Linked DNA regions of Homo sapiens: region 1 is linked to region 2. Evidence: chromatin loops called from intact Hi-C (ENCODE). Cell type or tissue: endothelial cell of umbilical vein. All regions are shown on one strand. Links, peaks and the distances in the headings refer to the core of each region. The heading gives the core; the rest is flanking DNA.

Region 1 (12,039 bases), core at 2,289-10,288, 62 kb before region 2:
GACCTCAAGTGGTCTGCCCTCCTCGGCCTCCCAAAGTGCTGGGATTACAGGCATGAGCCACCACGCCTGGCCCTGGCTAAATTTTGTATTTTTAGTAGAGGACAGGGTTTCTCCATGTTGGCCAGGCTGATCTCAAACTCCTGGCCTCAGGCGATCTGCCCACCTTGGCCTCCATAAGTGCTGGGACTACAGGCGTGAGCCACCACGCCCGGCCTTGTGGCCTACCTTTTATATGAGCTCATATAAAAATCCATATAAGTAATAAATGAACATAATCTTATAGATTTCAAATAGTGAGGATGTTAAGTACTCTCAAATGATATACTGGTGTTGCTTTTTAAAGAAAAAACTAAAATACATACTAGTGATCTTTCCATGACAATATGTATAGACCTACCTATTATTTTTCATAACCACAAAGCATTCCATAAATGAATATATCACAATTTATTCCTTTATTAGGAGTATTATTTCCAACTGTTTGCCATTAAAAGATGCTGCACTGAATATCTGAACATAGGTGTGAATGCTTCCACAAATAAAATTTCTAGAAGGAGAATTAGTGGGTCAAGAAAATTGAAATTTTGATAGATATTCCTGAACCGCCCTTTGTATACATTCTCACCAACAGTGGGACCTATTCCTCCACACCCTCAACAACACTGAGCATTATCAATCCTAACACTTTTATCATCTCATGTGTCAGATTTCTTTAAGCTACTACTTTTTAAGTATGAATATGTCAGATACTAGCTCATTTAATTCACATTGGTTCATTTAATCATAACAAATATACCTACAAAGTAGGTATCTGCATTTTTTTTTTTTTTTGAGATGGAGTCGCGCTCTGTCACCAGGTTGGACTGCAGTGGTGCGATCTCGCTCGGCTCACTGCAACCTCCACCTCCCAGGTTCAAGCGATTTTCCTGCCTCAGCCTCCTGAGTAGCTAGACTACAGGTGCGCACCACCACGCCCAGCTAATTTTTTGTATTTTTAGTAGAGACAGGGTTTCACCATGTTGGCCAGGATGGTCTCCATCTCTTGACTTCATGATCTGCCCGCCTCAGCCTCCCAAAGTGCTGGGATTACAGGCGTGAGCCACTGCGCCCAGCCGGTAACTGCATTTATAGATGAGAAAAATAAAGCTCAAAGTTACACAGTGAATAAGCAGCATGGGTCTAAACCTTGGTCAGATGTAAAAGTACTTGCTATTAATCACTATGCTTCTCTACTCACTTCAATTAAGCTGATGAAGATGTCTATATGTCTTAAGTCCAGGCATTCCTATAAAAATGTATAAACGGTAACACAAATTCTCAACCCTCATGTGTACCAGAAACTCCTAGGGAGCTTTCACAAAATAAAATGACATTGCTTGAGTCTTGCCCCCAGATAATGAGCCAATTCTTAACAACTTCACTGCTATCATCTTGGTGCAAGCTACCAATGCCTTGTACTTAGATTACTGTGATACTCTCCCAACTAGTCTTCCTGCTTCCAACTTATCTGCCCTCTGTCTGTTCTCCAGAGCAGCCAAAATGTTCCTGGTAAAAAGTGAGTCAGATATTACTCCTTTGCTCAAAACCTTCCAATGACTCCCCCATCTCACACAGAGTAGAAGCTAAAGTCCTTTCAATGACCTATTAATGACTTACAACAAAGCCCTACATGATCTGACCCGCATTACCTGTGACCTCATTCATGCCTTACTAAAGTCACTCCTTTTTAATTGTCTGATTCCTATCTCACACAATACCACCTCCATTCCCCCCACTTCCCCAAAAGATGGGTCACAAACTTAAATGTGAAAGATGTAAAAGCAACTGAGTAAATAGTGGTGCCTTTTACTAATACAGATGGGCATTAGAGGAGATGCAGGTGCTGGGGGTGGGTGAAATTGATGACCTAAAAAAATACTGGGAGGAGTCAAAAGGGAGTTAAAAAAGGGAAATTAAATAATCCTTACTTCAATTTCAGAGACAAATTAGGTAAATAACCAGTGGAAGTGATATGTGTCATTTGGAGTCCTCTGAGAAGCAGATGAGAGAGTTGGGAGTACAAGAGGTTTACTGCTAAAGATAAAAGGGGGAGGAAAGAGGACTGAGCACAGAAAACTTTCAGACCAGGCTGGGTGCGGTGGCTCACGCCTGTAATCCCAGCACTTTGGGAGGCTGAGGCGGGCAGATCACTTGAGGTCAGGGGTTCAAGACCAGCCTGGCCAACATGGTGAAACACAGTCTCTACTAAAAATACAAAATTATCTGGGTGTGGTGGTGGGCGCCTGTAATCCCAGCTACTCAGGAGGCTGATGCAGGAGAATCACTTAAACCCAGGAGGTGGAGGTTGCAGTGAACCAAGATCGCTCCACTGCACTCCAGCCTGGGCAAGAGCGAGACTCCACTTCAAAAAAAAAAAAAAATTAAGATTAAAATAAAAAATAATGAAAACTTTCAGACCATGATGCAGATTTGAAACCTATGAAGGAAGTGGCTGTGAAGCAGGACTGAGCAGAGAAAGCCTCAGACCTTGATGCAGATCTAACAAAGTCTTGGTCAACCCAGTAGGGTGCTTCAGAGCAAGACTGCCCATTAGAGGAGTCCTGCACTGAGCCAAAATGGATATGTCCTATTACCCATGCCATGCTCTATCACTGGCTGTGGATTTCCCAGGAAATTCAAGTTCTCAACCCCAAACCTAAAGGCCCTGAAGGTACTAACAACTGGAGGTTGTCAGCTAACTGCACTCCCTGAAACTGAAATTCTTTCTTAGAGAGACATCTAAGCAGTGCACCTGCATGGCTGCCACAGCATATGAGAAAGAGGATGAGTTTAACTGGTAGTGGGAATGAAGAGTGGACCCCAGAGAGCCATAAGCAGCCCAGTCACCATCACAATCTGGGAGGAGCCTACCGCTGCTGCATCAAGCCCCGCATCAATCACCATCTCTACAACATGAGTAGTGAGGCTAAGACCTGGCAGCCATCCTTTCCCCAACTGCCCGTGGCAGCCCCACAATATACTAATACCCACTAGTGGGGACAAGAAGATTATAGCAACAAAGGTTTTGGAGAAAGTAAAAGAGTTTAATAAAACACTGATATGGTTTTATCAGCAGAAAGGAAGGAAATATTTCAGCCTAAGGAAGATGCATTTTAATCAGACTACTGTGAAGAATAACCCTCAGCAGGAAATGAAGAGGCCGTGGTTGAGGTTAAAGAAATGAGACACCTAGCTATCAAATCTAGTTGGAAAAAAAAGAAAAAAGAAATGAGTTACCAAGGTGGATCTCCATGCAATTACCAGTAGAATTACCACAGTAATGAGAATGGGGAAAAATATGTGGATATTCCAAAAGGCAAGACCAACACAACCATTCTTATTGTTGGGCATCTACCATGGTATTCCCACCCTTCTAGGCAAGGAGTGACTTAATGTACCATAACTAGGTGTGCGAAAAAAAGGTGGGCCGGTGGAGCAAAATTCGTACCAGGACTACAGGTCGCAAATTCACAGAAACTTTAATCTCCAAAGACAGGCTAGAGAGATTGGCAATGAGAGGATAAAGCAAATCAAGGAGGCTGGGCACAGTGGCTCACACCTGTGATCCCAGCACTTTGGGAGGCAGAAGCAGGAGGATGGCTTGAGCCCAGGAGTTTGAGACTAGGTTGGCAACATACCGAGACCTCAACTCTATAAAAAAAATTTAAAAATCAACAGGGCATGGTGGTGTCCACCTACAGGCCCAGCAACTTGGGAGGCTGAGGTAGGAGGATTGCTTGAGCCTAGGAGGTCAAGGCTGCAGTGAGCTGTGATTGTGCCACGGCACTCCAGCTTGGGCAAGAGTGAGATCCTGTCTCCAAAAAAAAAAAAATCAAGGAGACAACATCCAGTATCAGCAGTCTCCTCAATATTGGAACCTCTATGACCTCAACCACCAGTGTACACATCCAGAAAGCCTTAAATCACAAGTTTGCAGAGTCAAAAGCATCTGATCTAAGACTAAACTCTAGAGGTTGAGCAGGGCAGGACTGAGAATTATGTTGCCTTATCTCTACCATAATCCAGTTTACTCATCCAACAAGAAGTGAATACGAAATTCCAGCAATAAGAAATGAATAGACAAAGTCTTAAGCATTTGCTTTTTGCCAATTAATCAGATAACTAGAACCATCTACACTACCTACAATACCAATGCAGCATGGGGCTTTTATTTGCACCAAAAGATGTCTCTAAAAAATGTTATTTTCTTTTTAAAAACCAACTTTACCCAATATGACTTTAAATATTTTTTAATTGTCGTATATATGGCTTTTCATTGAGCTACTCAAATACCTCTTTTTAAATTATAATACAAATTTATAATTTTTCTTTTTAAATTTTAATTTTTTTCTTTAACAAAGACATCCAATGATTTATTTAGAAAGTTAAGTAGTAAACACCTGTTAACAAAGGTGTTAAGTAATAAGAGAAACAATAATAAGATACATGAAAAATTTTTCAAAGGAAAAAATCATGATATGGTGACAACATACAGGCATAACAAGAAGGTTTCAAGCCTGGATGACTGGGAGAATGATGCCACTAGGGGGAGAACAATGAGATGCTCAAGTCTCAGTTGTTAATAGGGATCATGCATAGACGTTAATAAGACTAATCAGGACTAGAAATATCTTTCCCTAGAAAATGCAACAATCTTTCCATGTGGCCTTCCAATACCATCCCATTTCTCTGATCCACCTGAGAAAACTCCTGTATTCCATCTTCACTAACTCATTGCCCTTTGACTCTCTCTGATTCACCATTTACTTTACTGTGAATTATATCACATATACTTCCACATTAAAGAAAAATAATAATAGAGCAAATGCCTGTGTAACTACCACCAGCTAGGTTAAAAAACACTTTTGAAACCCCATACATTCCCCTCCCAAAGATAACAACTGCCAGGTGCAGTGGCTCACGCCTGCAATCCCAGCACTTTGGGAGGCTGAGGTGGGTGGATCACCAGAGATCAGGAGTTTGAGACCAGCCTGGCCAACATGGTGAAACCCCCTCTCTACTAAAAACACAAAAAATTAGCTGGGCATGGTGGTGCGTGCCTGTAATCCCAGCTACTCAGGAGGCTGATGCAGAATTGCTTGAACCCGGGAGGCAGAGGTTGCAGTGAGCCAAGATCGCGCCATTGCACTCCAGCCTGGACAATAAGAGCAAAATTCTGTCTCAAAAAAAAAAAAAAAAAAGTACTAAAAGTAACTACCCAGATATTTGAGATAATCATATTTTGGCTTTTCTTTATAGTTTTATCACCTTTAAATGTAACACACACACACAGAAATCTAAACAGTTTACTTCTCTTTAAATTGCATATGCATGGATTAACACTATTTTAAGACCTGTGTGTTTTTTTTTTTTGCTCAATACTATTTTTTGCAATTCATTTATGTTGTATATATAAAATGTATATAACTCATTTTCACTACAATATAGTATTTCATTGCACAAATATACATTTTATCTATTCTACTATCAGACATTTGAGTTGTTTTTATGTTTCTGCTATTAGGAACAATGATGCTATGGACATTCTTACATATGTGTACTGGTACAAATGTGCAATAATTTCTCTAAGATACATAATAAGAGAAGAAATACAGAATAATTGAGTCCACATATATAAAACTTTTCTCTTCGGTGCCATGATGCTTCCTATCGATAGTGGCTGTGTGATAGTTTGTATATTCATCCCTGCCTAAATCTCACGTGGAATTGTAATCCCTATATTGGAGGTGGGGCCCAGTGGAGGTGATTGGATGGTGGAGGTGACTAGATCACTGGGGTGGATTTCTCATGAATGGTTTAGCACCATCCCCTTGGTGATGAGTGCACCATCCCCTTGGTGATGAGTGCTGTCCTCATGACAGTGAGTTCTGTTCTCTGGCTGTTTAAAAGTGTGTGGCATCTCCCTCTCTCTTGCTCCTGCTCCCCCTTAGCCTTCATGAGACCTTCCCAGAAGCTGAGCAGATGCCAGCATCATGCTTCCTGCAAAGCCTGCAGACCTGCAAGCCAATTAAACCTCTTTTCTTTATAAATTACCCAGTCTCAAGTATTTATAGCAATGAAAGATGGGCCTAACACACAGTATCTATAATGATTTGTAATCCCCCTAGCAATTACTCCACATTCATGAAAACAATATTAGTCAGATTTAATGTATCATATTATGGTTCTAATTTCTCTGATTTAATGAGGTTTTGCCTGTTTTTGTGCTTGTTAGCCATTCAGGCCTTTTGAGTACTGACTTGAGTGTTGGGGCCTCTTTGTTTGGGCTATTTCTCTATAGGAATTCTATATATATTCTTGATATTAATCTTTTGTTGTATGTATAGCAAATATTTTCTACAAAGTTGTGGCTTATCTTTTCATGTTCTTTATGGTGCTTTTGATGCATTTAAATTCTTAATTCTAATGTAGTCAAATGTATGTTTTTCCATTATGGATTTTTTTTGTTGTTTTTTGGTATGCTATGAAATTTTTCCTAAGATTGAGATCCCTAAAACAGTCTCTTACATTTTCTTTTAAAGTTTTATAAGCCAGATGTGGTGGCTCAGGCCTGTAATCCCAGCACTGTGGGAGGCTGAGGTGGGCAGATCACTTGAGATTAGGAGTTTGAGACCACCCTGGCCAACATGGTGGAACTCTAACTCTACTAAAAATACAAAAAATTATCCAGGTGTGGTGGTGGGTGTCTGTAATCCCAGATACTTGGGAGGCTGAGACAGGAGAATTGCTTGAGCCCGGGAGGCAGAGGTTGAAGTGAGCCAAGATTGTGCCTCTGCACTCGAGTCTGGGTGACACAGCAAGACTCCGACTCGAATAAATAAAATTTTACAAAACCTTTCATATTTGGGACCTTAATCCGTTGGCATTTTGTTATTTTTATATGATAACACAATTTCCTTTCCAGGACCATTTCCTGAAAATTCCCTTTCCCCTCTACTTATCAGCAATACTACCTGTGTCATAGTTCAAGCATACATGCATGAGTTTATTTATCCCTGAACTAAAATTACATTTAGTATTATAGCTTTGCTTATTATTAAGTCTTGCCATATAGAATAAGCCCTCCTGTCTTATTGTTCTTTAAGAGTCTCTTTGATCTTCTTGGCCTTTTGCATGTCTGTATAAACTTTAGAATCAGCTTGTGAAGTTCCAAAAATCATATAAACCAATAATCACAAAACACTACCTATTGGGATTCTGACTGGAATTGCATTGTCTGTTTTGTTCTGGATTTTTATATCATTAATTAAGACTGATACTGGCCAGCAATTTTCCTTTCTCAAAGCTACTTTTTTTTTTTTTTTAAGAGTTCGGGGGTCTCTCTCTGTGCCCAGGCTGAAGTACGGTGGTGTGATCATGGCTCACTACAGCCTCATGTGATCCTCCTGCTTCAGCCTGCCGAGTAGCAAGGATTACAGGCATGCACTACTATGCCTGGCAAATTTTTTGTAGAGACAGGGTTTCGCTATGTTGACCACGCTGGTCTTTAACTTCTGGTCTCAAGCAATTCCCCTGCATCAGCCTCCCAAAGTGCTGGGATTACAGGTGTGAGCCACTGCTCCCAGCCTCTCATAACAATCTTATTAGATTTTGGTATCATGGTTATACTAATCTTTATTTTTTTTTTTGAGACAGTCTTGTTCTGTTGCCCAGGCTGGAGTGCGATGGTGTGATCTCGGCTCACTGCAACCTCTGCCTCCCAGGTTCAAGTGATTCTCCTGCCTCAGCCTCCTGAATAGCTGGGATTACATGCACGCGCCACCACACCTTGCTAATTTTTGTATTTTTAGTAGAGAGGGGGTTTCACCACGCTGGCCAGGCTGGTCTGGAACTCCTGACCTCAGGTGATCCGCCCACCTTGGCCTCCCAATGTGCTGGGATTGCAGCCATGAGCCACCGTGCCCGGCTGGTTATACTAATCTCATAAAATGATTTTCTATGGCAGAGTTTTCCCTTTCCGTACTCTAGAATAGTTGGTGTGAAATTAGATTATTCAACTCTTGAGTATTTGGTAGGCACTTGTTAAACCATCTTGCTTTGCGTTATTATAAGAAGATCCAATTTCCTTAATAATTATAGTATTAGTTTTTATTGTTTTCATAATTATATTTTTCTAGGAGTTTTAGATAAAGTTTCCACATTTTTGGCATCAAGTTCATATCTGTTTAATGCCTCTGGCATCTGATATGATGTCCACATTTTCATTCCTAGTATTTTGGTAAACTTTTTTCTCTTAATCTCACCTGGGATTTGTTCATTTGTCTTTTCCAAGAATAAACCTGACTTCGTTGAGTCTTTTTTATTAGGTGTTATTATGTACTTAATTTCTGCTATTATTACTTCTTTCTTTCAACTTACTTTGGGCATATTTTACTGTTTTTTCCCCTTAAATTCTTAAGATGAATGCTTAAGTCATTCACCATCCTTATTCTATTTTCTTTATAAGCCGCTAAAGCTACACATTTCTTTCCCAGAACTGTTTTAGCAGCATCTTACAAGTTTTTACATGTAGTTTTTTTGTTATTGTTCAGTTCCACCTATTTTTCTAATTTTCATGATGCTTTGTCTCATGAGTTATTTAGAAATGTTTCTCAAATTCCAGACATGGGGGTTTTCTAGGTATCCTGTTAATGATTTCTAAAGGTGAGATAACTGACCAATCAGAACAGACAGAGTCACAATAATTGGTATGACTTTTCCCAGTGCACAGTGGCTGAATACCCCTGTATTTCTACCATAACTGTACTGGGCTGCCTTCCTTGATGGAAAATTTCTTATAAATCTAGCTCCAGGAGCAAATCAGCGGCATTTAAAAACCAGCATTTTTAAGAGGAGCCGCAGAAGTCCTTGTCTTCAAACAGTGGACCTGACTCTGATTCTCCTTTAAAGTCTCTTTCTCCCGCATCATCCTATAGGAATCAAACTTTTGACATCCATGCCTGCTTCAGCCTCATCCATCTCTTAGAATTCCTGTTCCATTACTAATCCATGATCTTGTTTTTGAGCTCAGCTATGCCTTTTTGGTTTCCTCTTATGTGTTTGGGACAGAAGGATGCCAATACATGAACTTTATTATACTATTTTGAACCAGAAGCCTCAATCCATCTTTAAGTCCTAAGTCATATTCATAGAAAATGAGGTCAGATTTGAAAATTCTAAGTTTACATTGTTATATAAAATCAATACTACCATATAAAAGATAACTTATAGTTTCAAAAACTCTATGGCTTTTTAAAACTTAAAATCCAGAGACATATTTAAAAGTCTTCCATTTTGTTTCAATCTAGTTGTAAACATAAATTAGTACAGAAAATGTCATCTGTTAGGGGTAAAGTGAAACAAAAAACACCTGCAAGGAGTTTTCTCAATTTTTTATTAAAATATTTAATTAAAAATAATACCCACTGTGGCACTGTCCTCCATTGAGAGGTGAAAAGGTGGTGAGGAGGAGCTGGCAATGCCCATCTCTAGGAATCCGGACAAGCCCTGCCTCCCAGGTTCCCGTTTATATCCCCAACTTTCCAACAGGTTCTGACCTCCAGGCAGTTGGTTCAAAGTTACAAGTGCTTGTGACCCTCCCTTGAGCTCCTCCAGGCCCACCCCTGTACAGAATTCAAGGGCCACCTGAACAAACTCCTTGCTTTTTCTCATTTTTGGGCTCCTTCGTTCATGCTACAAAGAGGATCTGAGGGACAGAGTGGCGTCTCTACTAGCTGGGGTAAGGGAGGAAATGGACAGTAATGGGGGACAGGGCCAAGAAGAGGGATGGTGATGAATACTCCAGAGCAGGATCGGGTAGCAGGGCACTGGGTCTCTCAGCATGTATAGCCCTTCCAGGCCCAATAGCTCCATGCGCAGCTCATCTTCTAGCCCTAGCCCCAACTCCAACCCTGCTACTGACACCTCAAAGCCAGGCACTCCAGCCAGGGTTGCTGCAATCTCCTTAGAGAAACCTGGGAAGGAGTCTCCTATGAGGATGATGTTCAGCCTTGAGCCACAGCAGGAGCAGTGGTGGGTCAAGTTCTGGTGGTTGAGGGTGTGGGAATCCTGAGGGCCAGCCACTGGTCCCTCACCTTCTAAAAATCCAGGCCCTTCAGAAAAGCCAGGGGGACCCATCACCAGGCTGATTTATGGGCTCTCCATGCTGAACTGCTCCAGTTCCCCAGGCTGAAGTCACTCATCGGCCAGTGAAGACTTGCCCAAGCCCAGTGGGCCGAGGCGGGGAGTATTCCATAATCCAATTGCCTGCTCAGGGGCTACCCACCTGAGGGCTGCGCTGAGCAGGCCTGAGAGGGCAGCTCTGGCTGCTGTAGAGACTTTGGGGTGTGTGGCTGGGTGTGCAGATTACTGGTCTCCAGGGGGACACCCTGAACGATGGAAGACAGGGTGGGTGACACTGGCAAAAACTGTTTGGGTAGCTGCTGTTGCGACCTTCTGGCATCGGCTGGACCTGTGAGCAAACTTAGGGGGCTGAGGGGTACAAGGCAGTGGTGGTGGGGAGGCCCCAGGAGTAGAGGTTGAGTAAGGTAGGGGCAGATGAAGAATAAAGTGGAGGACGAGAGGAGGAGTAGGAGAAGGAAGAGGAAGAGGGGGAGGAAGAGGGGGAGGAGGAGGAGAAGTGGGGGGCAGGGTACTTAGTGAGGGCTGGCCCAGGAAGGTAGTAGGCAGGGCATGGTGGGCCAAGGAAGAGGGAGATAGTGAGGGGAGACTGTGGATGCCCTGAAGATGGAGCTGAGGACTGCTCAGGGAAGTCTGGAGATCGGGATTGCTTAGGGAGGACTGCAGGGATGGGTGGCTGAGAGGTGAACAAAGTCCTGGGGCATCATGACCTGGACCCAAGTCCAGGCTCAGGCCCTCACTAATGCCCAGGTGAGTCATGATGTGAGTCAAATTGGAGGTACTGTTGCCCCTATTCAGGCTAGAGTAGGCTGTCTCCTCAGGGTCCGGGGGGTGGGCAGTGCTGGCAGAAAGTACAAATTGATGAGGTCAGGTAGGGACCTCCTGCCACATCCAGTCTTCATGGCAGGTGGGAGGACAGGAACATTGGCAAGCTGGCCAGGAAATGGAAAGATATTAATTCCAGGGACTTCATTAGGACCGGGGTCAGGAGGAGGGTGACGACAGCTTCTAAGTATCCCATGGCTTCAGCAAATGCTTGTCACCTAGGAGAACTTCTCCTCAATAGCAGGTACTTTGGAGTCCATTTTACCAACCTGAAATGTTGGCTGGGCAGGATGCTGGGAGGTGTGGGGCCTGAATAAGTATCCTGGGGACTGGGGTTCATCATACTTGTGTGAAGGGCAGAGTCAGAGCTTGTCCTGTTAAATGCAGATGCTGGGCAAAACAGGTACCCCTTCTCTGCAGGGAAATTGTCCCAGGAGATAGTCCTTCACCAGCTGGACACTTGGGGAGGAGATAAGTAGGCAGGACTATAGGGAGAGCTGTCAGTGTGGTAGGGTGTTGGCAGAGAACCACCATAACGGGAGCTCCTTGTGTATGGCAGTTGCAGTTTTTGGGTGTGTAACTGGGTGGAGCTGATGTCCATTATCATTTCCTCGAGGGCCACTGTGTCCTCAGCCTGACACTGCTTCTGCAGCGTGATCTCACTAAACTTGCACAGATTGAAAGCCAAGGCTGTGGCCGAACAAGGCTCATTTGCCCTGCCCCTGATGTCGCCATCTTCCTCCCGTTCCTTCCTGACACCCTCCCAGTACAAGCCACTGTTCCTCCCTCAACACCTCCCAGCATCCTATTCCAGCCACAGCGACTGCCGCCTCAGCCTCACAAACAGTTTTGGAAAGTACAGGCAAACCCTGCAGAATAGCTCCCCAATCATTATTTTCCCAATAGAACACCTCTTGGTTTTTAATACCAAAACCTCCTAAAATGTGCTTTTCTCACAATGCAAGATTGTTCTGGCAAATATTTATGTAAGGAAAGATTTATATTTGTATGTGACAAAACTCAATTCGCATTTTA
Region 2 (12,039 bases), core at 1,238-9,237:
TGGCAGATTTTAATTTTTTCCTATCTTCTCTTTTTTTCCAAGTTTTGTATTAGCAAAATGTTAGGCATTTTGTAAAATCTATGTGTTCTCTCCAGTTGTGAATATAATTTTAAAAAAATGAATGATAGATGAAATAAATGTGCTCTAAGCTTCTAGGTAATTACTCCATCCAGTGTCTGTAGTCTAGATGAGAAAAATTATAAAGCTTTTGTCAGTCATCCAGAGGGGAGATGGCCCAAAGGGAGGTAGGACCATTAAAATTCCATAAGACTCTACACAAAGAAGGGGAGACAGAGTCCCAAACAAAACTCGAATTCACTTGTTTGAGCCTGCCCAGCATTAGTCATTTGTCAGCCTGATTATATAGTAATCAGAAGCTTAACAGTAAGAAATTACATAGTGCTAAGAAATCCTTCAAATGGATTTGTCCCTAAATTTACAGCTTTTGTTGTGTCATTATTTTTGTAGCATTTCTGTCGTGGTTTATATTTATGCTTTACTATGTTTTATGTTTCCGTTTTAAATCTCTTCCCCTAAATTCCTCCAAAACACTTTCTGAGTTAGAGGTTTATGCACATAACAAAGTAAGTTCTAATAAGCATTTGTTAAATGAATGGATATTAATAGGACAGAATAATAGATTGTTTTATCTGAGTTCTTAATATTTTTTTCTGTCTGGACCCCTTTGACAGTCTAATGAAGCCTATGGAGTCTTCTCAGAATAATATTTTTATTTGTTTTATAGAGATGGGGTCTTCCCATGTTGCCCAGGCTGGTCTCAAACTCCTGGGCTCAAGCAAACCTCCTGCCTCAGCCTCCCGAAGTGTTGGGATTACAGGCATGAGCTACTATGCCTGACCCTAATAATAATGTTTTTAATGCATAAAATAAAATATATAAGATTACAAAGAAAATCAAATATGTTGAGGAAATAGTTATAAAAATGGATGTCTTAATCAAATCATAAATAAAATAATGTAATATCGTGTTCAAAAACTACTATAATTTTGAAGTACTGAAGAAGGCAATAAATTTTTTTTTTTTTTTTTTGAGACTGAGTCTCACTCTGTTGTCCAGGCCGGAGTGCAGTGGTGCGATCTCGGCTCACTACAACCTCCACCTCCTGGGTTCAAGAGATTCTCCTGCCTCAGCTTCCCAAGTAGCTGGGACTACAGGCATGTGCCACCATGCCCAGCTAATTTTTGTATTTTTTAGTAGAGACAGGGTTTCACCATGTTGGCCAGGCTGGTCTGGAACTCCTGACCTCAGGTGATCCGCCTGCCTCCGCCTCCCAAAGTCCTGGGATTACAGGCATAAGACACCACGCCCGGCCAGCAATAAAATATTTTAAGATTCTGCAACACTACAATGTGATATGAAAATATCTGAAATTTCTATTGGTGACACTGTCTGTTGCTAAGGCTGATCTGTTATCACCAACATCTGCTCCTGAGACCTGGGCCTGTGTCCTTTCTTACCTGGGTACTAAAGCAACTCTACTTGTCCACAAAGTCTATCATGAAAGTTGTAGACTTTTGCTGTATGCTTTTTATTTCCTGCAAGAAACTTGCAAAAGGTCCCAATTCTCACCCTGTCCAGAAGAACAAATAATACTTTAGACAAGTCAAGGCATGTTTATTCACTACCCACCTCACCTCCAAGTCAACAAAATCTTAAAGATACAACTCTGATTTTGCCTTTCCCTCTGCGTGGTTTTAATTCCTTAGATATCACCTTTTTATTTGGAATTCACTCCAGTCATCTTGGTTTTGGAATTTTTATTGATCCTGTCTCCCTGTGCTTATTGATGTCACGGCTCAGAAGTTGTGCTGCTGGATATACATCGGCTATCTGTCACTCAGCTGGTTGAAATTATGGTTCCAGCTGTTGGCAATCCCACTGGACAGCCACCTGCATCTTAATGTCAAATATAGAGAGATCAGTAGGTTGCAACTACATTTGAGGTTGAAGCTTATGAAAAACCCTTTTCTCTAAGCCCTGACCCCACTTTAAATATTGTAGATATTTCCAGGGCTCAATCCTGAGCAGTCCCCATTTCTCTCCATAATCTTTGACAATTCCCAGGCTTGGTTTCTCTGTGTCCTTAATTCTGCTTCCTTCTCTGAAGAGCTGGAGTCTACTCTTTGCACTCTCTTTCTGTTGATAGGAGTCCTATCATGAATAGACAAGACAGTGTGATGGTTAATTTTATGTGCCAATCTGGCTAGGCTACAGTATGTAGTTATTTGATCAAATACCAGTTTAGATGTTACTGTGAAGGTGTGTATTATTTAGATATGATTAACATTTAAATCTGTAGACTTTGAGTAAAGCATATTACCTTCCATAATATGCATGAGCATCATCTAATCAGTTGAAGGCCTTAAGAGAAAAGACTGAATTCCACTCAGATAGAAGAAATTCTTTTTTTTTTTTTTTTTTTTTTTTTGAGACAGTTTCACTCTTATTGCCCAGACTGGAGTGCAATGCCACGATCTCAGCTCGCTGCAACCTCCGCCTCCCAGGTTCAAGCAATTCTTGTGCCTCAGCCTCCTGAGTAGCTGGGATTACAGGCATGCACCACCACACCCAGGTAATTCTTGTATTTTTAGTAGAGACGGGATTTCTCCATGTTGCTCAGGCTGGTCTCAAACTCCTGACCTCAGGTGATCCGCCCGCCTCGGTGCCCCCAAAGGGCTGGGATTACAGGCGTGACCCACTGTACCCAGCCAGGTAGAAGAAATTCTGCCTCCAGACTGCTTTGGACTTAAGACTGCAACACTGACTTCTCCCTGGGTCTCCAGCCTGCTGGCCTATCCTGCAGATTTAAGATTTGCCAGCTCCCACAATTACATGAGCCAGTTCCTTAAAATCAATCAATCAATCAATCAATCAATCAATCAGTATCTCTCTCTCTCTCTGTGTGTGTCTCAGAGAATCCTTACTTGTCTCTTTCAGATTTTGGAGGCTATTGGCATTCCTTGACTTTCTTGGCTGTGGCCCCATCACTTCAATCTTTGTCTTCATCTGTGAGTCTGTGCCAAATCTTCCTCTGTGTTTCTCTTATGAGGACTCTTGTGGTGGCATTTAGGTTCCACTTGGATAATCCAGGATAATCTCCTCATCTCAAGGTAAAATTCACGGTTTCTGGAGATTAGGACATGGACATATCTTTGGGTGGCCATTTTTCAACCTACCACAGTACCCTCTTGTGACAGCCAATTTCCTCTTTGACGTCTCTTAATTGCAATAGCATATTCAAATATAAAGTTCAATCTGAAAAATGGAGTTCTTTGAAGTGGGTCAATATAACATAGAAAACACACCATTCTACAGACCAGGGGTTGAGATATATCATATCAAGCCAAAAATGTTACATCCACATTTCTAGCAAGATTCTTTGCAGATTCAAGGATATGAGGCAGACATTCTGCAAGAAATTGACCTTGAGAGCACTTTCCATGCAAAATGCATCAAAACAAGGCCCAGGAGCAAAGCATGTTCATTATCTGACTTCTGGTGACCTTAATTATTCAGTGGATGATGAAATCCTAACGTATAATTTCAGGTTCAAGATAAGATAGATGCTCAAGTATAATAGATGTTTGCAACAGTATTAATATTTTGGCTAGAAGTGCAAGAAAGAAGTCAGATCCAGCTGTGATTTATCAAGAATTGGTGACTGGGCATGGTGGCTCACACCTGTAATCCTAGCACTTTGGGAGGCTGAGGCAGGCGGATCCCCTGAGGTCGGGAGTTTGAGACGAACCTGGCCAACATGGTGAAACCCCGTCTCTACTAAAAATACAAAAATTAGCCAGGCATGGTGGTGGGTGCCTGTAATCCCAGCTACTTGGGAGGCTGAGGCAGGAGAATCGCTTGAACCCTGGAAGCAGAGGTTGCAGTGAGCCGATCGTGCCACTGCACTCCAGCCTGGGCAACGAGAGTGAGGCTTTGTCTCAAAAAAAAAAAAAAAGAATTGGCAAAGATAATTTCCACATTTTTTCTTAATAATCAATAAAGCATTTGTTCAATAAATATATGCTGGATGAATAAATAAATTGCATGGACACAGTGATATTGCTGGGAGCTGTGATGGTACAGTCTGTATTTTCTCTCACTGTTACAGGGTGATCAGCCAAAGGTATTTTATGAAGACACTTTTTCACTCCACTAGGAATCTATGTTAGGAAATCCAACACCATTCATAGGTTAGATTTCCCAAGGTATTTTCTCCTGAAAGGGTAATCTACAAGGAAGAATTTCTGCCATTCCTTTTGTACTCAATCCTTATATTAACATCCTTAAAACTGGGAAAGAAACTTTTTGCTCAGTGGGATTGTTGATGAATTTAAATATTAACATGTTACATTTACCATTGACATTTACCTAGTGAAACACACCAGTTGTATCAATACAGGTAATAGTACTGAACGACAGCATAGCCTTGTATTAAAATATTACTTTAAAATGCTTTGAATTTGAAATTTGATTTCTGTATCCCATTTTCATTGATTGATGCCTATACTGGTGAATTCTCATATCCTTTGCTGGTATGCATTATCTATCTCCTGCTTTGATTTATTGGGGAAAGGCATGTTGCTGTATACATTGTTTTCCTAGAAGATTGCTTTGATTGTTAGAGGATGTTGGTTAAGACACTGAAGAAGCAGGTAAAATTCTTTCTGGGAGTAAAACATTAGTTAGGAGGTATGACTAGTGAGTGACTGTTCTGACTAAGCCTTCACAGATGTTTGCTTTCATTGGCTGCTATTTTGGGTTCACACTATCAGCAGGAAACAGAAGCGTGATTCTCTCTTGACCCTCTATTTTAGCAGAAAATGTACATTGAAAAAGCATACGAATGAAGGAAATGTGATTAGAAAATAACAGTAGTATCAATATAATCAACATGCTCCATTAAAATATTTTCCTGTTTCAAAATATCCTTGAGTCTTTATTTTAATACTTAATAAAACTGCACTCTCAAATATTTTTGTTGTTGTTTAGAGAAGAAATAAATGATAGTCTGTGTTTTACAGGCATTTCTCAGGACTCAGCATAAAACAATGTGTATAAGAAATTATACTCTCTTTACCTTAAGCCAAGTGACTTACCTACTAGTCAAGTTTTTAAAGAATGAGAAGTATATTTCTCTGGCTAACACAGTGAAACCCCATCTCTACTACAAATACAAAAAATTAGCCGGGCGTGGTGGCATGTGCCTGTAGTCCCAGCTACTCGGGAGGCTGAGACAGGAGAATCACTTGAGCCTGAGAGGCGAAGGTTGCAGTGGGCCAGGATCGTGCCACTGCACTCCAGCCTGGGTGACAGAGTGAGACTCCGTCTAAAAAAAAAAGTATATTTCTGCTCCTTGTCTTTAAATATCCAGCACAGGTTTTTCAATATTTTAATTTTATTGTCACCTGAATTTGTATTTAAAATAATAATTTTTTTTTACAGTGCAACTCATTTTTATAAATCTCAGAACATAAAAAGATCATTGAAATAAGGCCAGGCGTGGTGGCTCATGCCTGTAATCCCAGCACTTTGGGAGGCAGAAGTAGGCAGATCACCTGAGGTCAGGAGTTCGAGACCAGCCTGGCCAACATGGTGAAACCCTGTCCCTACTAAAAATACAAAAATTAGCCAGGCATGGTGGCGTGCACCTGTAGTCCCAGCTAGTCGGGAGGCTGAGGCAGGAGAATCACTTGAACCTCGGAGGCGCAGGTTGCAGTGAGCTAAGATCACACCAGTGCACTCCAGCCTGGGCAACAGAGTGAGACCTTGTCTCAAAAAAAAAAAAAATTGTTTAAATAATAAACGTAAAGAAATGCTTTTCGAATTCTCTTACTTAAGTTTTTTTCATGCATCAAAACGCCTTTGGATTTACTTTCTTTTTCTTGAGTTTATCTGATGGTAATGTGAACACTCAAGCACTAAAGGGAGTTGTAAAGATGCCCATGTTCAGAGTTCCTATCAAAAGAAAGAAACTTCTGAACAAGGTTATAGTACTCCACATTTCCTTCCCAAGAAGAAAAACTTTATATATTTCAAATTCACATTAATTAGTCATTACAAAAACCTTGTGAAGCTAAATGTCTGATCTATCTATCTATCTATCTATCTATCTATCTATCTATCTATCTATCTATCTATCATCTGCACTTGATATACTGACATGCTCTTTGCTAACTGTTACATCAGCAATTCAAATTTGTGCTTATATTTAAGCTACCCAGATTGCCAACTAAAGGGTTACTACTATCATTTCAGGTTAATGTGCGAGGTGGAGTTAAGGGATTCAAGATAGGGATAGCAGAGTTTCAGGGGACTTGACATGCTCAGATGATTAACTCTGCAAAAATGGATTCTGGGCAGCTATCACACTAGATTAAAATTACATGTTTATAAGATTGTGTACCACAATTGTCATGGATCTTTCTGGCTGTCTCTCCAATAGAAAAATATATCCATGAATCAGGAGACTAAGCAGTATGGTAGAAAGAATATAAACTTTGGAGTTGGAAAAACTTGGATTTGAAGGCTGAGTGGCTGGGTGCAGTGGCTCACACCTGTAATCCCAGTGCTTTGGGAGGCCGTGGCAGGTGGATGGCCTGGGCTCAGGAGTTCGAGACCAGCCTTGGCAACATAGCATAAATCCCATCTCTATAAAAAATACAAAAATTAGCCGGGTGTGGTGGTGTGCTCCTGTAGTCCTAGCTACTTGGAAGGCTGAGGTGGGAGGATCACTTGACCCCAGGAGATGGAGGCTGCAGTGAGCCAAGATCGTGCCACTGCAATCCAGCCTGGGCAACAGAGCCAGGCCTTGTCTCAGAAACGAAAAACAAAAAACAACAGCAAAAAAAGAAAGACTTGGATTTGAACTCCAGGCCTGTCTCTTTTCCTGTCTCTTGGTAAGTTAACTAATGTATGTGAGCCTCAGTTTCTCCATCTTTAAAATAGAGATAGTATCATCTTTTGTAAGTTAAATAAGAAAATTTATGTAAAATGCTTATTAGAGTATCTGGTACTTTAGGTACACTATAGATATTAACATTTTCCTACCTTTGAAAGACCTGAATTAAACTAGAATAACTTTAGATATATTATAATAAGGCCAAAAGTCCTTAATGCACATTATCACAGTTATTAAAATAACATAGATTCCTAAAAGAAATACAATTGGGTCTATTAGCAATTAAGCTGGGGTCTATAAGTAACTTAAACTTTCTTCTTTAATAATATTATAAATGAAAACAATAATGCCATAATAATGATAATAGACATTTACTGAACACTATATGCCATACATTTTGTTATATGCACTATTTTATTCAGCCCTCACAACAATCTTGTGAGGCAAGTACTATGATGATCCCCATTTTAGGAAGGTTCAGTAACTTGTCCAAGGTCATACAATTAGTGAGTGGTAAGGCTGGGGCTTGAACTCAGGTCTAGATGACTTCAAGTTGTACACCTGAACTAAGCTGTGACAGTAGAAATAAAGAGGAGGTGATAAATGAAGAGATATTAAGAGTTAAAATGGATTAGACCTGGCTCTGTGGATGGGGTCTGAGGGAAAGAGTGGAGTCAAGGCAAGTAAACATGTCACTAATGGTGCTCTTCTAGGTAGATCAGTTTAATTACAGGTAACAAAAGCCCTGATCAGTTAACTTAACCCCTCCTTCCCCCGGGAAGAGTTTACTGTAAAACCGTAGGAGTGACCCAGAGAACCCAAAGCCAGGAATGCAGCTGCTGTAGGAACACAGGAAATATGTTCTCTCACTTCTTTAAACACCCGCTTCACTTGTTTCTGAGAGGGCAGGGTTCCTTAGCTCCCAACCCACATGGAACAATTAATTCATGGCTGGCCCACAGCTCCCAAATTTGCATAGTTTAGGTTCAGCTACATAGAGGAACATTCTCTCTTTCTCTCCTAATTTCAAATTCCCAGTGCAGACAATCAAGCTGACCCAGTTGGAGTCAGGTGCCCCTAGTCCAAGCAACTGTTGCCAGGGATGCAGGGTTATATGACACAAACTTGGCTTCTGGGAAACCATCCAAGGCTAGGGAGCAATCCCCAGAGAAGAGGGTCTACGTCGACAACCCTGTGTGTGGCCACCACAGTGCCATTCACTAAGAGGAAATGCCCAGAGCCCTCGGCAGTGGTAGTATCAAGGAGGCTAGGAGCTAGGGCCTTCACTCTGGGAATAGGTATACTTTTATGGGGAAAAGTTTGGGGGTATTCATGACGAGTTGAAAATAATTCGCTATTTTGGCCGGGCGCGGTAGCTCACGCCTGTAATCCCAGCACTTTGGGAGGCCGAGGCGGGCGGATCACGAGGTCAGGAGATCGAGACCATCCTGGCTAACATGGTGAAACCCTGTCTCTACTAAAAACACAAAAAAATTAGCCGGGCATGGTAGCGGGTGCCTGTAGTCCCAGCTACTCGGGAGGCTGAGGCAGGAGAATGGCGTGAACCCAGAAGGCGGAGCTTGCAGTGAGCCGAGATCGCGCCACTGCACTCCAGCCTGGGCGAGAGCGAGACTCCGTCTCAAAAAAAAAAAAAAGAAAATAATTCGCTATTTCAAGACTTTCCGTTGTCCTTCATTGTAGAGCCCAATATCTGTTCCTGGGTATCAACAGTATCAAGTTTTCATGTCATCAAAGACAGAGACTATCCATCATGCATTTCAACCTCTTAAATCTCATTTGACTTTAGAATGTTTTAAGTTCAGGTTATGGGGTGCTGTGGGGTAATGGGGTGCTCTTGTCAAAACCTCAGTGTTTTGGGGAAACCCTGACAGTATGGTAGCTGTAAAAAATTGTCATTTTTTAGTTGTAGTTGTTTCTGTTTTTGTTTTAAGGGTTGAGACTTAAACTTACCTCCGGGACAGATAGCTCTTTTATTTTGGAGAAACCTCCACTATAAAGCAAATTAAATTCTTTCTCATTGTTCATAGGAAAAAAACGTAATGAAGGGGGGTAACTCAGGAACAGATGCATCCAACAGAGCAGCTCTGTTTAGAAACCCATGTCTCCATCACTGACAATTCCCTTAGAAATGGGACTTAGGCCTGCATACTGACCTTCCAGCCTATCTTTCCCCATAGGGTGAGAAGTCTGCGGGGCGATGGGGGCATGCTTACTGGAGCCTGCTTTCCAATTTCTTGACCATGTTTTGGGTGTCAAGGACCCTTTAATTTCCTGCCCAAACATCCCTGAGCCTGCTCCAAGGATCTCTGCAGGCCTCTTTACTGAGTCTGGTTTCTTGATAATATCCCTAGGCCTAGGGATATATGGACAGAGCCTAAACGAGCAAATTGAGGGGTGACTACAGGTGAGGCCCCTTGAGGTATGGGAGCTGGATGGAAGAAGAGGGGTGGGTCAGGGCCCTCTTGCCCAGACACTGCAAATGTTATAGATGGGGCTGCCCTCAGAGTAGTAGTTCTCAAACCTTAGTATACAGAAGAGTTAATGGACGTTTTGTTTAAAATATTGATTGCCTGGGCCCTGCCACCAGAGATTCTTATACAATCAGGTCTTGCATGGTGTCCAAAAATCAGTATTTTAATAAGTCCTACAGAGACTACATGTTAGAAGATACTTCTTTGGAAATTTTATTTCCTTCTATTTGAATTTAGAAGCATAGTGCTTATTTATTTTTTCTTGTTCTTGTAGAGGTATTGTGTATGTATGTGTGTGTGTCATGTCAAAGAATTTTCCTTCAGGATAGTTGCAATGGAGTCCTCCAAAACTGCAGAAAATATACTTAGGGCTGACATTTTAACTTTTTGTTGGGGGAGTCCCCCTGGGGGAGCCTTGGTGTAGCACAGCTTAGTGTAGGTAGCACTGACATGGTGATGTTAAGAGTGGAGTGTGTGGATCATGGGAAGCGTGCTGATGGTGGACAACGATGGCTCTGATGTCTTTTGGGGGCTACGGTGTAAGAGCAGTGATGCCTTGAAGAGAGTGCATCATCCAGCAAAGAATCAGTTTCATGGCAGAAAATGAGGACCTGGGAGGTGGGCTTAAGGCTGGGGAGAAAGGGAAATCTCTGTTTTATTTTTTGAACTTGACATTTTGTCTGGGAATCTAAGTTGTGGAAATTTTTGGATTATTCTTGAGGGGAGAAGTGAGCTGACCTTTGCTAGGGAAACAGGCTACATTCCTGAGATTAGACCTCTGTGATCTCTAGTTGCCACTTCTAATGGAAGATATCAAAATTTGCTGGGTTTTTCCTCCCTCTCATTGTGCCCACACTTGAGGAATTAGGTAGAGATGAGGAGGAAATGGGTCTCCTCTTCTGAGGCCATAATGGTGGTAGGGGAGACTCACTGGTGCTCAGAGGCAGGTCAGTCTTGAGGCCCTTATCACTCAGGCTGCAGCATGGTAGGAAAACTAAGAAACCAAATACCAAGTTGTGCGCCTGAGCACATTTAAGAGACAATATTTGGGAAACACAGAGCTAGCTAGCTGGTGGATACTTTGAAGAGAGCTAGTTTCTAGCAATGAAGCTGAAGTGGCTTGTTCCTTTGTCAGTTGGCTTGATCTTGTATCTTAGTTACAGGCTGGGGCCAGGGACTTTTGGGTCACATTCATGATCTTTGTGAATGTCTCTTAGCATGTTTTTGCTCTGACCTTGATGGGGAAGACACTTTCTGCTGGTTCTATGTAGAACTCTGAACAGGACAATTTAGGTCCACCCTTCGTGTAAGGACAGCCTGATCCAACAGTGACACATCTAGTAATGAAAAAGAAGGGTTCCAATGACATATTTTGCTATGTAATAAAGTATGGGTAGAAATTCATTCTCAGAGGTAGAGATGCTACAGAAAGCATAGGAAGATTCTTAGGGCTGTGAGAAAAAGGGGAAATGTAACCATAAAATGATGGTTGATGAGAAAGATAAAAATAAAAGAGATTAAAGTCTGACTAATAGGTTCAAAATTTTCATTATTACCCGGGTTTTAATGAAAAAGTTTCTCATTAATCCAAAGGGAATCAAAACCTGAGGCCTGGAAAGCCCCCAGTATTTTAAGGGATGGGGTATTTTGGGAAAGTCAGAGGATTACGAGAAGTGGAAACGTATGTGGTTATTTAAGTCAGAAGGGCATAGGTTTAGGAAGTCTAAATGTGAGATGCAATCTGACCATAAACAGGCTCATCACAACATTTACTGGCTTATTCTTGAAAGACAATAAGGGGCACTCTGGCCAGGCGCGGTGGCTCACGCCTGTAATCTCAGCACTTTGGGAGGCCAAGCGGGCGGATCACCTGAGGTCAGGAGTTCAAGACCAGCCAGGCCAACAGGGCAAAACCCCGTCTCCACTAAAAATACAAAAATTAGCTGGGTGTGCTGGCGCATGATTGTAATCCCAGCTACACGGGAGACTGAGGCAGGAGAATTGCTTGAACCTGGGAGGTGGAGGTTGCAGTGAGCCGAGATTGTGCCACTACACTCTAGCCTGGGCAACAGAGCAAGACTCCATCTCAAAAATAATAATAAAATAAAATAAAAAATAAAAAAGGGGGCATTCTATGCCCCTATGACAAGTAGTCTGGGTCATGATCTTAAAGGGCTAACTTTGTTACCTTTGCTTAGGTAAAACACCAGGAAGGTATAGAACAATGAACTGATAAGCCCAGAACCTGTAGTTCAATATTCTTATGTTATATTTAAGAACTAGGCTTGCAATGAAATCGCTTTTGTATATTCTGTTTGCATTTTAGGCTTAAGAGGATTTGAGCTTCTAAATTTGAAGATCTGGTTTATCACATTTATACAATTGCTTAAAAGAAAGATTTTGTTTGTTTTCTTATATTGACTTGTAAAGTGATTGAAGAGTTTGTCATTATAATTTAGGAGCCTAAGAAAATCTGATTAATCAAATGTTTACATAGCTAAACATTTACAGGAGTTTGAGTTTTCAAATGTAAGAGATATTTGAGCATTAATCAAAGAAATACAAATGATTGTTCTTATTTGATATAAAATTATTAAGAAAAACATATTTTTAAAGTTACATTTAAAA

Evidence for each region. Hi-C counts contacts between places; a loop is a spot of excess contacts. Peaks named below come from ENCODE experiments on the same cell type or tissue, not always from the same donor. Only the 100,000 strongest peaks of a DNase experiment are listed, where the experiment ranks them.
Region 1: it touches region 2 in a loop (3-fold over the local background); 2 of 110 quality-filtered maps call a loop at or near these places.

Annotation. Positions count from the first base shown.
Region 1 is chr5:62,333,139-62,345,177 of GRCh38, reverse strand. The region is part of intron 1 of KIF2A (kinesin family member 2A); the gene reads right to left. It also overlaps the pseudogene LOC100421358. Among named protein-coding and RNA genes, the nearest start is that of KIF2A, 33 kb to the right of the region's middle. In endothelial cell of umbilical vein, for the core only: no CTCF peak of the experiment used is centred there; no DNase peak of the experiment used is centred there.
Region 2 is chr5:62,269,892-62,281,930 of GRCh38, reverse strand. No RefSeq gene overlaps it. Among named protein-coding and RNA genes, the nearest start is that of KIF2A, 30 kb to the left of the region's middle. RefSeq lists a silencer at 10,335-10,629. In endothelial cell of umbilical vein, for the core only: no CTCF peak of the experiment used is centred there; a DNase peak (open chromatin) is centred at 4,790; H3K27ac peaks cover 1,350 bases.